2 separate regions of the Homo sapiens genome follow, and region 2 is linked to region 1. The links are chromatin loops, found by intact Hi-C in ENCODE. Cell type or tissue: PC-3. All regions are shown on one strand. Links, peaks and the distances in the headings refer to the core of each region. The heading gives the core; the rest is flanking DNA. Region 1 overlaps SYTL4 (synaptotagmin like 4). Region 2 has its middle 16 kb from the start of SYTL4.

What was found. Hi-C counts contacts between places; a loop is a spot of excess contacts. Peaks named below come from ENCODE experiments on the same cell type or tissue, not always from the same donor. Only the 100,000 strongest peaks of a DNase experiment are listed, where the experiment ranks them.
Region 2: a loop joins it to region 1, with 3 times the contacts of the local background. A loop is called at or near these places in 5 of 110 quality-filtered maps.

What each region holds. Positions count from the first base shown.
Region 1 is chrX:100,692,884-100,701,365 of GRCh38, reverse strand. SYTL4 (synaptotagmin like 4) reads left to right here. Exons shown (of 20, transcript NM_001370165.1): 7 at 37-146; 8 at 367-469. Among named protein-coding and RNA genes, the nearest start is that of SYTL4, 35 kb to the left of the region's middle. In PC-3, for the core only: no CTCF peak of the experiment used is centred there; a DNase peak (open chromatin) is centred at 5,215; H3K27ac peaks cover 1,780 bases.
Region 2 is chrX:100,744,137-100,752,618 of GRCh38, reverse strand. No RefSeq gene overlaps it. Among named protein-coding and RNA genes, the nearest start is that of SYTL4, 16 kb to the right of the region's middle. In PC-3, for the core only: no CTCF peak of the experiment used is centred there; no DNase peak of the experiment used is centred there; H3K27ac peaks cover 524 bases.

The DNA.
Region 1 (8,482 bases), core at 371-8,370:
TTTATCCATCTGTCATTTTCTTTTATTTCTTCCCAGAGAGTTGAAGAAAGCAACTGGGGACTGGTTTTATGACCAGAAAGTGAATCGCTTTGCTTACCGCACAGGTAGTGAGATAATCAGGATGTCCCTGCGCCACAAACCTGCAGGTACTGGACCTGTCTAGAGATGGTTCTTGGTATGGAATCCTAGTGTATTCTGACTGGTAGCATCTTAACTCCATGGGCTCAGCCAGTTAGTGGAGAATAGAAGATTGTATTGTCATCCCTTCTGCAAGCATGGTGTATTTCAGGGGATTTGCTATGAGGGTTGTTTCCTTTTTCCCCTACTCATAACCACCACCCTGGCATACTTTTCTTTGTCTTGAAGTGAGTAAAAGAGAGACAGTGGGACAGTCCCTCCTTCATCAGACACAGATGGGTGACATCTGGCCAGGAAGAAAGATCATTCAGGAGCGGCAGAAGGAGCCCAGGTAAGAATCAAGTAATTGTTTAAAGAAATGCTTACAATATCCCTTTAATTCTTTTACTATTCTTTTTACTTCTTCTGTTTATAAAATAATAGATGTTCATTATAGGAAAACTTGAAAAGTACAGAAAATAGTAAAGGAGGGAAAAAATCATTCCTAATCCCACTACTCATATGTAGACATTAACATTTTGGTATATTTACTTAGTTCTTTATTTTTTATAGTTTGCATTCGCTTTCTCAGGTTGAATAGTTTGTTCTTTATACGAACAATTTGAAGACAAATAAAAATAACACATGCTCATTATTAAGCAACAAATCACCCACATTCCTACTACCCCAGTTTTCACATTATGTGAAAATTATTTCGTATATCTTCTATGTATATACATAACGGGTTGACTGGATGGATAAACTGAAAAATCTTTTTAATATTAGATCATAGTATAATAAATTAAAATCATCCTATTTAATTTTACTTGAATTTAACAGAATAAAACACTGAAATAAAATGAAAGAATAGCTAATCTTCAGACAAATGTTTTTTTAAAGTAAAAGATATTAGTTGTTAACATTCCTCTAAGCTTAAGAAAAAATATTATGAAAGCCATTGAGCAGTTGGTCACTTTTTTAGTGGAGTTTTTTTGGTAACAGCCTTATTGAGATATATATAATTCACATACTATACAATTTGTCCATTTTTGGTGTACAATGCAATAGTTTTTAGTATATTCACTGAGTTTTGCAACCATCCCTTGAATCAATTTTAGAAAATTTTCATCACCTCAAAAAGAAACCCTTTACCCTTTTAGCTGTCACCCTCCCTGATCCCTAAACAATCACTCATCTACTTTCTGTCTCTCTGTATTTGCCTATCCTGGGTATTTCATGTAAATTGAATCATACAATATGTGGTCCTTTTTGACTTGCCTCTTTCACTTAACATTAACGTTTTCAAGGTTCATCCATGTTATAGCATGTATCAGAACTTCATTCCTTTTTATAGCCAAATAATACCCCATGATATGTATTTATCACATTTTATCTGTTCATCTGTTGAAGAACATTTGGGTTGTTTCTACTTTTTGGTTATTAAGAGTAATGCTGGGCCAGGCGCAGTGGCTCACGCCTGTAATCCCAGCACTTTGGGAGGCTGAGGCGGGTGGATCATGAAGTCAGGAGATCGAGACCATCCTAGCCAACATGGTGAAACCCCATCTCTACCAAAAAAAAAAAAAAAAAAAATTAGCCAGGTGTGGTGGCACGCACCTGTAGTCCCAGCTACTCGGGAGGCTGAGGCAGGGGAATCACTTGAACCTGGGAGGCAGAGGTTGTAGAGAGCCGAGATCGCGCCATTGCACTCCAGCCTGGCAACAGAGTGAGACTCCGTCTCAAAAAAAAAAAAAAAAAAAAAAAAAGAGTAATGCTGCTATGAACATTCATTAAGAGTTTTGTGTGGATGTATGTTTTCTTTTCTTTTTTTTTCTTTTCTTTTCTTTTTTCTTTTCTTTTCTTTTTCTTTTCTTTTCTTTTGAGACGGAGTTTCGCTCTTGTTGCCCAGGCTGGAGTGCAGTGGCGCCATCTCGGCTCACTGCAACCTTCACCTCCCAGGTTCAAGCGATTTTCCTGCCTCAGCTTCTTGAGTAGCTGGGATTACAGGCACGCGTCACTAAGCCCAGCTAATTTTCATGTTTTTAGTAGAGACGGGGTTTCACCATGTTGGCCAGACTGGTCTTGAACTCCTGACTTCAAGTGATCCACCTGCCTTGGTCTCCCAAAATGTTGGGATTACAGGTGTGAGTCACCATGCCTGGCCTGTTTTCATTTTTCTAAGGTGGATACTTTGGAGTTAGCCGTCATTTTAAAAATCTGCCTGTTTCAATATTTAACATTATCAGTGGGCGCTTTGCTGTGAAAGAGGAAGCAGTTAGCTTTCTTACACTTCCCCCCGGTTATTTTCTTCTATCCCCACTATTTGTTACTCAAATTATTTTTCCTTTGTCAGGGTTTATAATATTTACATTCTCTTATATAACCATAAACCATCTGTTTGTTTTATCTGTTTGTTTCCTTTTAGTTTTATACTTAAAAGGATTGTATGCTTACAACCAGGCCTTATACCACAACTTCTCTATTTCTGATTTATTTCTTGGTTTTCTGGATTTCATCATTGAGGAGGTCCTTCAAGAAGAGCTTGCAGGTGCTATATTTATTGTATTCTTACATGTTAAGAATGTCTGCCAGCTGCCTTTATACTTGAATGGTATCTTGGCTGGATATTATATTCTTGGGCCACATTTTCTTTCCCTCAGAATGTTGTAGACATTGTTCCATTGTCTTCTTCCATTGAATGTAACTGTGAAGAAGTCTGAGGACATCTTGGCCCTTGTCTTTCTTTCTTATGGATGAGAGAGAGAGAGAAAGAGAAAGAGAAAGGGAGAGAGATTGGACTTGCCTGAAAATTTTCTTTTCTTTTTCTTGAAGTTTAGTAATTTAAGGGCTGGGCACAGTGGCTCACTCCTGTAATCCCAGCACTTTGGGAGGCCGAGGCGGGCGGATCACAAGGTCAGGAGATCGAGACCATCCTGGCTAACACGGTGAAACCCCGTCTCTAATAAAAATACAAAAAAATTAGCCGGGCGTGGTGGCAGGCGCCTGTAGTCCCAGCTGCTGGGGAGACTGAGGCAGGAGAATGGCGTGAACCCGGGAGGCGGAGCTTGCACTGAGCCAAGATTGCTCCACTGCACTCCAGCCTGGGCAACAGAGCAAGACTCCATCTCAAAAAATAAAAAATAAAAAAAAAGTTTAGTAATTTAACAAGGTTGTAACTCAATGGTGATCATTCTGTATCATTTTTCCCTATATGTGATATATCCTTGATGAGTTCTTTCTTCATTGCTGGAAAATTTTTCTGTATCATGTCTCAGAACTCTTTTTCTTTCTGTTTTATTATTTAAGTTCTCCACCTCAGAGATACTGGATTTTCTTATCCTCTATTTTTGTCATTTTCTTTTACTAGCGAATGGAATAGGAAAAATGGTGAAAGCAATTAACTGTGATTAGCCCAACCCATTCCTCCATGCTATTAATTTGGTTTTCAGTTTATTTCCCTCCCCTACCCCTTTTCCCCTCCCTTCCTTACTTTTTGCTGCTTCTAATTTAATTATTTGAGTAAATTATCTTATTTAGGTTTTGATTTGTTCTTTGCTCTAATCTTCTTTCTCTCATTTTGTTTTATCATCTTGTATTTGAATTCTTGCACTTTATTGAATTTATATTATTAGTTCCCCTGTAGTGTAAAGCACTCACATGAAACCTACTTGTTTTCCTAGGGTTAAATTCTTCTCCAGACTCGGTTCTTCATCCATCTTGCAAATTGTTTTCATTTCTCTCCACTTCATGGCTATTTATATATCTGCCAGACTATTATTTCATTTTACTGAACTTTAATATGGGAAGTTTTGTCTGTATCTTTTGTTTCCTCTGATATAGCATATGTGAGTTCTTCTCACCTTAACTTGAAACAATTTATCTTTTCCCCATTCCCAGCTGTACTTTAGTTTAAGGACTGAATATTGCTTTTTATATTTCTTTCCTTGTAACCTGAAGGGGTAGGTGCAGAAGGCAACTTGGAGTCCTGAGTTTTGGTCTCATGAAATTCTCTTAAATGTCCTGGTTCAGGGCTTACCTGTCCCAGATCTGGGTTAATCCCCTAGCTCATACCAGTGCCCTGGGAGATGACATTTTGCATCAGTCTTGTCTGTCTCTGTTGAGGTTCTACAGTGGTACCTGGGGCTATAAATCTTGAGGACTTCTGTTTTTCTTGACTACTCACTCACTTAATCTGCAAATTGCTACATTGGAAAGGATTAGTTAAGGAGCTTTGCTGAATTAAATCTTCTGTTTTCTTAGGTGCGATTTTTGAAATCTGTGACTTGAGGCTTTATTTTTGACTCATTTGGTTGTGGCGGTGAATTTTTAGCTTTTGTATGGTGTGTGTGTGGTTTTTTTTTCCCCTAACTTTCACTCACCCAAAGGGAAATGACTTTATCATGTTTCATATGATTGTTGAAAAACAGCATAGAAATGTATAAAGTAAGTCCTCCAGTAACCTCACTGCTTCTTCCCCAGATAATTATCGTTAATAGTTGTGAATAGTTTTGGCATATGGACTACCAAGCTGTCTAAATATACATATATGGGTTGGGTTCCTAAGTTTTTAATTTCTTTTTCTTTAAAGGATGATACTATAAACATGTTAAGTGAAAAAAAGTGAAAGAAAAAGAACTTTAAAAACTCAATAATACAGACAATCCCATAGAAAATGCACAAAAAATTTGAACAGACATTTCACCAAAGACAATATAGAGATGTCAGATAAGCACATGAAAAGGTGCTCAACATCTTTAGTCATTAAATAAATTTGACCTAAAAATCACAATAAGATACTACTACATACCCATTAGAATGACTAAAATTAAAAAGACTGACCATGCCAATTGTTGGTGAGGATGTAAAACAACTGGATTTAAAAAAAATTTTCTTTTCTACATTTCCTCCTTGCTATTATAAACAACTAGCATTCTTATACACTGCTGGTGGGAATGTACAATGGCATAGCTACTTTGAAAAGCAGTTTAGCAGTATTTTAAAAAGTTCATTGTGCACCTACCTTGTGATTAAGTCATTTCATTCCTGGGTACTTACTCAAGAGAAGGGAAAACGTATGTTTGTACAAAGACTTCTACGTGAATGTTCATAGCAGCTTTATTTGTAATAGCCCAACCCTGGAAATAACCCAAATGCTCATCAGCAGGTGAATGGATAAACTGATTTGTTTATACGGTGGAATACTACTCAGCAATGGAAAGAAATGAACTATTGATACACGCAATAACATGAATGAATCTCAAAATAATCATGCTGAGTGAAAGAAGCCAAGCAGTAAAGAGTACATACTGTATGGTTCTGTTTGTATAAAAACTAGAAAATACAAACTAGAAAGCAGTGACAGAAAGCAGATCAACACTTACAGGAAGGGCAGGAGGGATTAGAATGGGGCAGGAGGAAACCTTTGGGAGTGAAAGATATGTTCATTAACTTAATTGTGGTGATAGTTTCGCAGATGTCTACATTTGTCAAAATGTCACGTTGCACACTTGAACATGTGCAGCTTATTTATGTCAGTTATTACTCAAAGCGTAAAAGAAAAAAATTGTAGAAGGATATAACATGAACATCTTTCTGTGTCAGCACCAAGGATCTGTTTCATTCTTTTGACATCTGTATGATGTTTCATTGTATATATGGACTGTGATTTTTATCTACACAGCCTTGGGTGGGTGACTCATCCGTTCCAGGTGATGAGGCCCCCTTTTTTCTTTGTGGATTAAGGATAAGAATGGCTTTTATTTGCTGAACCTGATTAACACATCTGACATCATCAGTCAGAATGTAATTTCTGAAACCTATTGCTTCTGGTTGTCTGTGATCTCTTGTCTCATTGGACCCAGAAGACTCTTATTTATCCTAAACATGAAAACAGATTAAGTGACCATAAATGATCTTTCCCATGAAATTATGGAGCCTCAGAGATAATTTAATTCAACCACCCTATTTTTGCAGAAAAGAAAGCAGGATAAGTGATTTACCTGAGATCATACAGATAGTTAGAGCCCAGGGCTCCCATCTCTTAGTCTATTTTTTACTGCACAGATGTCAAATAATTGCTTTTCTGCCCTTGGGTTGTTTGTATTAGCTGTGGATTGGTATGTATTAATCTTTAGGAAAAAAAGGAAAAACCACTCTCCATGGACCATTGTTAAAACTACCTCTCTGGAGGAATGGTTCTGCTTGGGTTTTTTTGGCGGGGGTGGGGGTGGGGACAAAAGGGGAAAAAGGACAATTCTAAAGTAAAAAATGAAATCAAGCCCCCCTGCTATGTCTTGTGCTATACAAGTAATACATCTTTCAAGGAATGACTGACATTTCACCTCTTGTAAGTACTAGGATTTCAGCCCTGCTGTCTGTTTTCACAGAACTGTCAAACATCATGTGACAACTTGGAGAGTTTATTCTTTACTGGCTAAGACATTATAGATTTTGGTTACCTCATTCTTTGTGCATCTATTAGTTTGTTTGTTTGACAAATATCTATGAATGCCTACTATGTGCCAGGCATTGTTTTAGACCCTGAGATACACTGGTGAATACAAGGCCTCTTGTTTGTGGGGCTTAGATTTCCGGGGTGGGAGATAAAAAGATAGTCAAGTAAATGTATGGTATATCAGATGTTGACAGGTGCTGTGGAGAAAATGAAGTAGACCAAAGGTATAGGGAGTGCCAGGAATGAATGTGTGTACATATACTGTTTAGGATAGCCAGGGCAAGTCTTAACAACAGGGTAACGTTTGAGCAAAGATATGAAAAAAATGAGGGAGCAAACCCTTAGGGTATCTGGGGGAAGAGCATGTAGATAGAGAAAGAAGGAGGTATAAAGACCCTAGGGTGAGATTTTGTTTGGCACTTTTGAGTAATCTGAAACTGAGTGAGCAAGGGAGGCTGAGGAAGGAGTTGAGGACAGAGATGGGATGAGAAGCAGATCATGTTAAGACTTTGGTGGCACTTGTAAGCATTCTGTCTTTTACTCCAAGTAAGAAGGATGGCTCTGAGGGGCACAGCCTTATTTTGTCTTCTTTTTAAAAATGGAGGTAAAGTTGACATAACATAAAATCATTTTAATCAATTTTAAAGTATAAAGTTCTGTGATTGTTAGTACTTTCAGAATGTTGTGAAATTAGATCACCACTATCTAATTTCAGAACATTTTCACCATCCCAAATAGAAACCCGATAGCCATTAAGTAGCCACCTCCATTTACCCCAGCCCCTAATATGCTTTCTGTCTTGATGGATTTGCCTAATCTAGACATTTCATATAAATGCAGTCATGCAATATGTGGCCTTTTGTGTTTGGCTTATTTCAATTAGCATAATGATTTCAAAGTTCATCCATGTTGCAGCATGTATCAGAATTTCATTGTCTTTTATTGATGAATAATCCATTATATGAATATACCACATTTCATTTGTCTAATCATGCATTGATGGACATTTAGGATGTTTTCATCTTTTGGCTATTAGGAATAATGCTGCTATGAACATTCATGTAACATTTTTGTGTGGACATATATTGTTTAGTTCTGTTGGGTAGGTACCCAGGAATGGAATTGCTGGGTCATATGATAGTTCTATCCCTGATTTACATTTTAAAAGCTCATTTTGGCTGTTGAGGGAAAGTCAAAGCCAAGGGAAGAAGCAGGATTAGTTAGGAGGCTACTGCAACCATCCAAGAGCTACATGATGGTGGTTTGGACCAGAGTAATGGCAGTGGAGGCAGTGAGAACGTATCAGAGTCTAGGTATACATTGAAGAGGATTTGCTGACAGATTTGATTTGTATTGTGAGAAAAAGAGGAGTAACCGATGATTCTTAGCGTTTTTGACTTGAGAAATGAAAGGGAATTGCCATTTGATGAGACAGAGCGAAGAGCAGTTTTGGGGGAAGATTAGGGCTTTGGTTTTGGGCTTGCTGTGTTTGAGACATCCACGTGGAGACATTGAGGAGGCCATTGGAAAAACAAGTCTGGAGTTTGAGTAAGAGATAAATTTGAGGCCGGGCATGATGGCTCACGCCTGTAATCCCAACACTTTGGGAGGCTGAGGCGGATGGATCACCTGAGGTCAGGAGCTCAAGACCAGCCTGGCCAACATGGTGAAAACCTGTCTCTACTAAAAATAAAAAAATTAGCCAGCCATGGTGGCACAAACCTGTAATCCCAGCTACTCAAGAGGCTGAGGCAGGAGATCGCTTGAACCCAGGAGGTGGAGGTTGTAGTGAGCCGAGATTGTGCCACTGCACTCCAGCCTGGGTGACAGAGACTCCATCTCAAAAAACATAAAAAATAAAAATAAATATATTTGAGTTATTAGTTTATTGAGGATATTTAAAGCCATGAG
Region 2 (8,482 bases), core at 366-8,365, 51 kb before region 1:
CAGGTTCTGACACCCTGCTTTAGGCTGCCACCTCATTTCATTGAGGTACTCTTCACCTGGCACAGGATCTGTTGCCCTGTATGAGTCTGCCTGCCTTCATAGACACCCTTCTCATTCCACTTGGGCTCAGATACTGCATGCCAGGTTGCATCTCTGTGTGAATGCCTTCCTCACTCTGCTCAGCACTGACTTTGCATGCTGGGTTGTGCTCCAGTATGGACACTCTTTTAACCTCACTTAGGCTTTGAAATACCCTGTTCCGGGCGGGGAACATCACACCCTGGGGCCTGTTGGGGGGTGGGGGGCAGGGGGAGGGATAGCATTAGGAGAAATACCTAATGTAAATGACGAGTTAATGGGTGCAGCAAACCAACATGGCACAGGTATACCTATGTAACAAACCTGCATGTTGTGCACATGTACCCTAGAACTTAAAGCATATTAAAAAAAACAGAGAGGAAAAAAAAAAGAAATACCCTGTTCCATTCTTGAAGGATGCCTTCCTCACTCTGCTTGGGCTCTGATTCCCCACACCAGGCATTCCCCTTTAATCCATGTGGATGCTTTCCTCACCATCTTCAGACTCTAAAGCCACCTCTTCTTAGGGATGTCCTTCTCCCTCTGCTCTGGCTGTGACTCCTCATGCTTGACTGTCCGGTAGTGTGGACACTCTCCTAATCCTTCTTGAGTGCTATACCCCCAAGCCAGGCGACCCCTCTTCACGAAATTCCTCCTTTCCCTGTTTGGGCTTCGCCACTCTATTCAGGCTGTTCCTATGTGTGATGCCCTCCATACGTGCATGGGTGTCCTCATACTCTGGTTAAGCTCCATCTCCGTAACCCTATACCACACCTTTCTACTCTACTCAGACTTAACATTCTGCCCTTCAGATGCCTCCATTGCTCTGCCTCCACCTAATGGCTTTCAGACTAAATTTCCCAGGAATGAGAGGAAAGAGGAAAGACATCGATGCCTTTTTCTAAATGCCTTGGTGAAGGAAGTGTCCTCTGTGTGTTTCCAGGAGGGATGCCTAGGGGCGTAGCTAAACAGTTTGTACATAGATCCATTTCATTATATCCATTACCCTGAATCTTTGGACTCCGTATTCCACAGGACATCAGAGAAGTTCAGGCATTTTAACTTCAATAACTGCAGGCCATCACTGGGTCCAGGTTTTAATTAGCCAATTTAACATACCATTACAACATACCCTAGTGCTTGAATTTTAAGTTTTGAATTCTGGATGAATACACCTGTGCTGAAGAATTCACCTCTATCAAGTCTTGTATTTTTTCCTCCTTGATCTCACTCATACCCCTAGAACTCACTTCTGAACATGCTTCCTGTGCTCCAGTCAATACAGACTGGTGAGGTCTTAGGTCTCTTTTGGGATAAAAGCTCTCTCTCTTGGGCCAGGCCTTGTTCTTTTGTAATTCATGCTATTGTTGGGTCTAACTCTCCACATGGACTTGAAGCAGATGAGAGTGTGGATCCAGAAAAAGCTCAACACTAGCTTGCCTGGTAACTGCCCTAGGGGTGTTTATTTAAGATTTTATGCTGAGGAGGGCTGATTCCCTGTGCGTAGGGGGAGGGAGATGAGGGAATTCATTCCTCATTTCAGCAACTGGGTACTGTAACAGCTATGCATATTTTATGTTAATCAACTATTTCTTTTTCTCACTCCCCTCTTCTTGCTTCCTTGATGAACAGTCTGATGGTGGCTAATATTATAATTTAGGTTCCAGATAGGAATGTAATTAAATCAACACCACCTCATGATGATACAGTAGCTCATAGAATTTTGTGTCTCCTCTGTATTGTAGATGAGAGTTCTTCCTTTGAACAAAGGACAAGAATGGCTCCTGAGTGACAAAAGGGGTACACAATCTCTATAATAAAGTGTTGGGAAAATAGGATACCCTCAAGCAAAAGAATGAAAATAGACCCTTATCTTACACTATGCACAAAAATCAACTCAAAATGGATTAAAGAATTAAACATAAAACCCAAAACTGTACAACTCCTAGAAGAAAATACAGAGAAAAAGGTTTTTTGACGTTCATCTTGGCAATGATTTCTTGACAAGACACCAAGGACACAGACAACAAAAGCAAAAGTAAACAAGTGGGACTACCTCAAACTAAAAAGCTTCTGCACAGCAAAGGAAACAAGCAGGAGTGAAAAGGCAACCTATGAAAAGGAGGAAAATATTTGCCAACAATACATCTGATAAAGGGTTAATATCTAAAATATATAAGGGACTCATACAACTCAATAGCAAAAACCACCTGATTAAAAAAATGGGTAAAGGAACTAAATAGACGTTTATTAAAGGAAGACATACAAATGGCCAACTGATATATGAAAAGGTGCTCAATATCACCAATCATCAGAGAAATGCAAATCAAAACCACAATGAGATATCACCTCACACCTGTTAGGATGGCTATTATAAAACAACAAAAGATAATGTATTGCTGGGTGCAGTGGCTCACACCTGTAATCCCAGCACTTTGGGAGGCTGAGGCGGACGAATCACTTGAGGTCAGGAGTTCGAGACCAGCCTGGCCAACATGGTGAAACCCCATCTCTACAAAAATACAAAAATTAGCTGGTCATGGTGACACATGCCTGTAGTCCCAGCTACTCATGAGGCTGAGGTGGGAGAATCTCTTGAACCTGGGAGGCAGAGGTTGCAGTGAGCTGAGATTGCGCCACTGCACTCCAGCCTGGGCAAGAGAGCAAGACTCTATCTCAAAACAAAACAAAACAAGAACAAACAAACAAAACAAAAACGAGTGTTGGTGAGGATGTAGAGAAAAGGGAACCCTTGAACACTGTTAATGGAAATGTAAATTGGTACAGATACTGTAGAAAATAGTATGAAATTTCCTTAAAAATTAAAAACAGAACTACCAGATGATCCAGAAATCCCACTTCTGGGTATATGGCCAAAAGAACTGAAATCAGGATCTGGAAGGGATCTGCACTCCCATGTTCATTGCATTGCAGCATTATTCACAATAGACAAGACATGGAAGCAACCTAAATGTCTGTGGATGGACAAATGAATAAAGAAAACGTGGTATAGTGGTCTCTCCCTCATCTTCAGGAGATAACTTTACAAGACCCCCAGTGGATCCCTGAAACTGTAGATAGTACCAAACCCTATATATGCTGTTTTTTCCTATACATACATACCCATGATAAAGTTTAACTTATAAATTAGGCACAATAAGAGATTAACAACAATAACTAATAATAAATATAAAATTATAATAATATACTGTGATAAAAGTTATGTGACTGTGGTCTCTCTCGCAAAATATCTTATTGTACTGTACTCATGTGGCAGCAGTTTCGTCATTGGCAGACACAGCCTCTCCAGTAATTTATATATTTTCAGTCCAAACCTATTCCTGAATCTGTATAACTATCCCTTACTTACAGTAAATGGCTTGCTCATTTCAGGGGATTTCTTGCTAAGTCTTTGTATAGACTCAATGCTTTCTGGAGCAATACATTGCTGCCAGTCAGAATATGTTTCTTTTTTCTTTTTCTTTTTCTTTTTTCTTTTTCTTTTTTTTTTGAGGCAGAGTCTCCCTTTGTCTCCCAGGCTGGAGTGCAGTGGTGTGATCTTGGCTCAGTGCAACCTCTGCCTCCTAGTTCAAGCGATTCTCCTGCCTCAGCCTCCTGAGTATCTGGGATTACAGATGCCCACCACTATGCCCAGCTAATTTTTGTATTTTTAGTAGAGTTTGGGTTTCACCATATTGCCCAGGCTGGTATCGAACTTCTGAGCTCAGGTGATCCGCCCGCCTAGGCCTCCCAAAGTGCTGGGATAACAGGCGTGAGCCACTGTGCCTGGCCAGAACATGTTTCTATTGATGTGTTCCACCCACAAATTTGATGCCTTTTCCACCTTAACTAAGCACTTAACATGCACTGTGGCCATCACTTTTATAGTCTGAGGTGCAACAGCAAAACTAGCACGAATTTCTTTTTCCTTCTTCACAGTTTTGTGGATAGAAGATTCGTTCTTACTATAGATGTTAGCAACCTCAGCATATGATTTTTTTTTCCTTATTAAGTCAGGAACTTTCACCTTTTCACTTAAAGCAAATACTTTACAACTTCTCTTTGGCATATCTGAATTGCCAGCATCCCTATTCTTGTGCTTTGGGGCCATTATTAAGCAAAACAAGGGTTCCTTTAACACAAGCACTGTGATACTGCCACTGTTGATCTGATAACCTAGATGGCTCCTAAGTGACTCATGGGCAGGGAGCATATACAGCGTGGATACACTGGACAAAGAGATGATTCATATCCAGGGTGGGACTGAGTGGGACAGCGTGAGATCTTATCATACTACTATGAATGACACAAAACATGAAACTTATGAATTGTTTATTTCTGAAATTTTCCATTTAATATTCTAGGACCACAGTTGACCAGGGATAACTGAAACTGTGGAAAGTAAAACCACAGATAAGGGGGGACTACTGCATATACATAAAATGGAATATTATTCAGCCTTTAAAAAGAGTGGGATTCTACCACTTGTAACACATGGATGAACCTGGAGGACATTATACTAAGTAAAATAGTCTAGACACAGAAAGACAAATACCACATGATACCACTAATGTGGAATCTAAAATGTCAAACTCATAGAGGCAGAGAGTAGAATAGTGGTTGTTGGGGGCTAGGGAGAGGAGGAAATGGGAAGGTATTAGGAAATGGGAAGGCTTTAGTTACGCAAGATGAATAAGTCCGAGACATTTCCTGTACAGCATGGTGCCTACAGTTAACAATACTGTATTATATACTTAAAAATTTGCTAAGAGAGTAGATTTTATGTTGTGTTCTTATAAAAAATAATAAATGAAGAGAGCAGGAGGGAACTTTTGGAGATGATGGATGTGTTTATGACATAGATTGTGGTTATTTTTTCAGGTGTGTATACTTTTCTCCAAACTCTTCAAGTTGTAGACATTAAATATGTATAATTTTTTATGTCAATTATTCCTCAATAAAGTGGTTTTTCAAATAAAAGGAGTAGACTGCTAGATGGTCTTTATCTCCTACCTTCATCCAGTTTTTACTCTTCCTAGTCCCTCCTTATGTCTTAGGAGGTTTACTCCTATGGACTGCATATTCTTGGTTCCCTTGCCTTGGCTTGCATTGGGTTTGGTAAAGGGTTAAAAATAATAGGAGATCAGAGAGTGAAGGAGCGAGGCGTCAGGGATATTTCTTCCCTACACTCTCTGCTGTGCACTGCATCCCTGGCAGTAGCTGCATTCTTAAACAACTAGAGCACCCACTGGCCAACTCCTCCTCCATAGACTCAGCACTTGCTGGCCTCTGGTAACTGTTTCTTCGCTTATCCCTTGGCTGTAGGGGTGGTAACAGTTTCCCACTCAAACCTCACTATCCCTTGTTTCTTCTGTAACAAGGTCTATAACCCTGACCACTTCCTATAAATGGTTTTTCACAAATTCTCTTCATTTGAGCCATTTGGAGTGAATTATTTTTCTGCTGAGGCCGCACTGATAACATGTGTTCATATCTTCATCCTTTGCCTTATCTCCATGATTTTAAAGAAAAATAATGCTGGAAGTGAAACTCCCCACTTGGGTGTTTTTCTGTACACTTTCAGGGCTGTTCTACAGTGCTTGGAGATAGAGCACTAGGGAAATACAAATGATTCATCTGCGAAGCTTACCTTTTTAAAAGAAGAAAATTGAAAAACCTACACAAATAATACATGATCAAAACAGAAAATTTAGGAAACCACAAAGAGGAAAACAAAAATTTTCAGTAATCCCACTCCACAGAAATAATCACTGTTAACATTTTGACGGACATCTTTTTTAAACTATGCATATTGAACTTGTATGCTTCTTTTAAAAACACACAGTTGCTGAGGCAGTGCCAGCTTGAATTCTTGGGCTTTTGGAATTACCATAACTGCCCCATCTGTGGTAGTGTGGACAAAGCAGGAGCAATTGAAGAAAAGAGAAACACCGTGGAGGAGGAAACAGACCTGGGGAGGTTTCACAGATCAGTCCCTTTCTGGACTGTCATAATTGATGCACTGGATGGACCTCACCCACACAAAGTCCTGCTACACTGGGTTGGGCTTGTGTGCTCTTTGGGAGGGGCGCCTTCTACAGTTCTCACACTCAGAGGAATCTATGCCAGAAGCATGAATAAATAAGTCACAGTTGCACAGCTGGCTGCCCTGCACAAATCTCCTTTAGAATACATGGAAACCTCTAGAGCCTGAGGCAGTCCAGAGAGAGAAGTAAAGAACTAATTAATTCTCCACCAGCCCTGAAAAGGTTAATCCCAAATTGACTGTGAAATACAAATGTGTCCCCACAGGGCAGAATCTAATCTTATTTTGGGTAATAACTTCAATCCTCTGAATTCGAGCTTATTTGCTAGATGCCAAGGTCATTTTGTTTTCCTTCAGAATCCGAAGAGCCAAAAATCCCTGTTATTTGATTCCTGTGTCTCCTCAAAAGAAATGACACTATTATGTACGCGTAGAACATCTTGTTCTCTGTATTTGCTTTTCCACTGCCCGGTGTTATGCTGACCCCAAATAACCAACTCTTTTGTCATGATGTTTATAAATTAGGCTGGGAAAATAGCCTCCAGAGAGAAGGAATTTGTACAGGCAGAGACATACAGAGTGGAGGCTACTCTATGCTGGCTGATTTGGTGTCAACACATAGTCTTTCTTCCTAGAGGCCTCCCGTATTATTATTTACTTCACTACTTCACAGCAACTGAAACATCAACTGTCTACCATTTCCCCTTTCTGGACAGTTAGCAGTAGCAACAGAAGGATGGAATTTGGACACTATTCTTCTTGCTCGTTCTTTCTATTATTTTTCAAGCCCATGGTTTTCACTTTTAAAACATCCTGTTTGGGAGTCTGCTTTTTTGAAGATCTAACAAAAGAGATAACAATGTGAAAAATTTGTCAAAGAACAATCATAGGACTTGGAGCACAGAGGAACCCAATCTTCTTATTTTTTTAAAGAAAATACTAATTTTCACTTTAACTCTGCTTGTCAAATACTTTTCTTTTGGAAATCTTGTTGTACCTTTTCAGTTCATGCTGAGGTGAGGTAGTTGTACATTTACTGAGCTTCAAATAGAAAGGTATCTGGGCAGGGTGAACTCTCAATAAACTTGTTTGTTTGCTTAAAATGAGTGCCAGGACTCGACAAATTTGCAGAAGCTCCCTAGTAACTGCCTTCACATCTTACTGCAGTTTATTTGTGTCAAGCCTCATTCTTACATACCTTTGGATACACAGTAAGAACAATTTTAAGATTGTCAAGTAAGAGTGCAAGAAGAATAATAAAGAAAATTTTAGGAAAAGGAAGCAGGGATTAAACCCAGATGAAGCGATTTGCAGATAGCTCCTCCTTGTAAGTCTGAAGAGAGAAATTTTGAGCTGCATTATGAAAAATGGAATGGCAACAGCAAGGTAGTGGAGATGTGACTTCAAGATCCTTGAAGATGAAGCTTGTGATATTAGAGTAGATACAAGCATAGTGGGTGGAAAGGCTATTAATGCAAATTATAGCGTGCAATGTTCTGCTTATACGCTGCCTCAGCCCAAACTGCCCTTTGCATTGAGGCAGCTGTTGACAATTGTGTAATTGAGGCATTATAAGATATGTACACTCCTATTACAATGACCACCATTCCTGTGAAGCATTATGAATGGTGCTAGAGCAGTGTTTGATGGTATTCCTAATAACAACAGAAAAGTTGCACAGTCCATGTTTTTCTCTGAATCTGGCTAATGCAATAGTTACTCCTTGTAAGGGAAAAATAGTTTAGTAGTGCTGTAACTGGTTACAGTAGAAGAATTCCTGTGATTGTCTTCTGGAGCATTGAGACCATGTCCCACTTCACAGAATGGGGGAAAAGGATTATTGAGAAGCAGCCCAAAAGGATAGAGGGGGTGGCAGTACTTTCGGAAAGAGAAAAGAAGACTGAATCCTAGGGACCTTTGGCTAGGGAGTCTTGGCCTGAAAAGGGACCCTGAAGTTGCATATTAGAAAGGCCTATATGTGGCTGGGCGCGGTGGTTCACGCCTGTAATCCCAGCACTTTGGGAGGCCGAGGCAGGTGGATCACGAGGTCAGGAATTCGAGACCAGCCTGGCCAACATGGTGAAACCCCATCTCTATGAAAAATACAAAAATTAGCCGGGCTTGGTGGCTAGCGCCTGTAATCTCAGCTATTCGGGAGGCTGAGGCAGGTGAATTGCTTGAACCCGGGAGGAGGAGTTTTCAGTGAGCCGAGATCGCGCCACTGCACTCTAGCTTGGGTGACAGAGTGAGACTCCATCTCAAAAAAAAAAAGGCCTATATGTTGGATATATCATATTTATCATAGTATATTATTATCATAATGAAATATAATTTTGCAAATGAGAAACCAAGGAATAG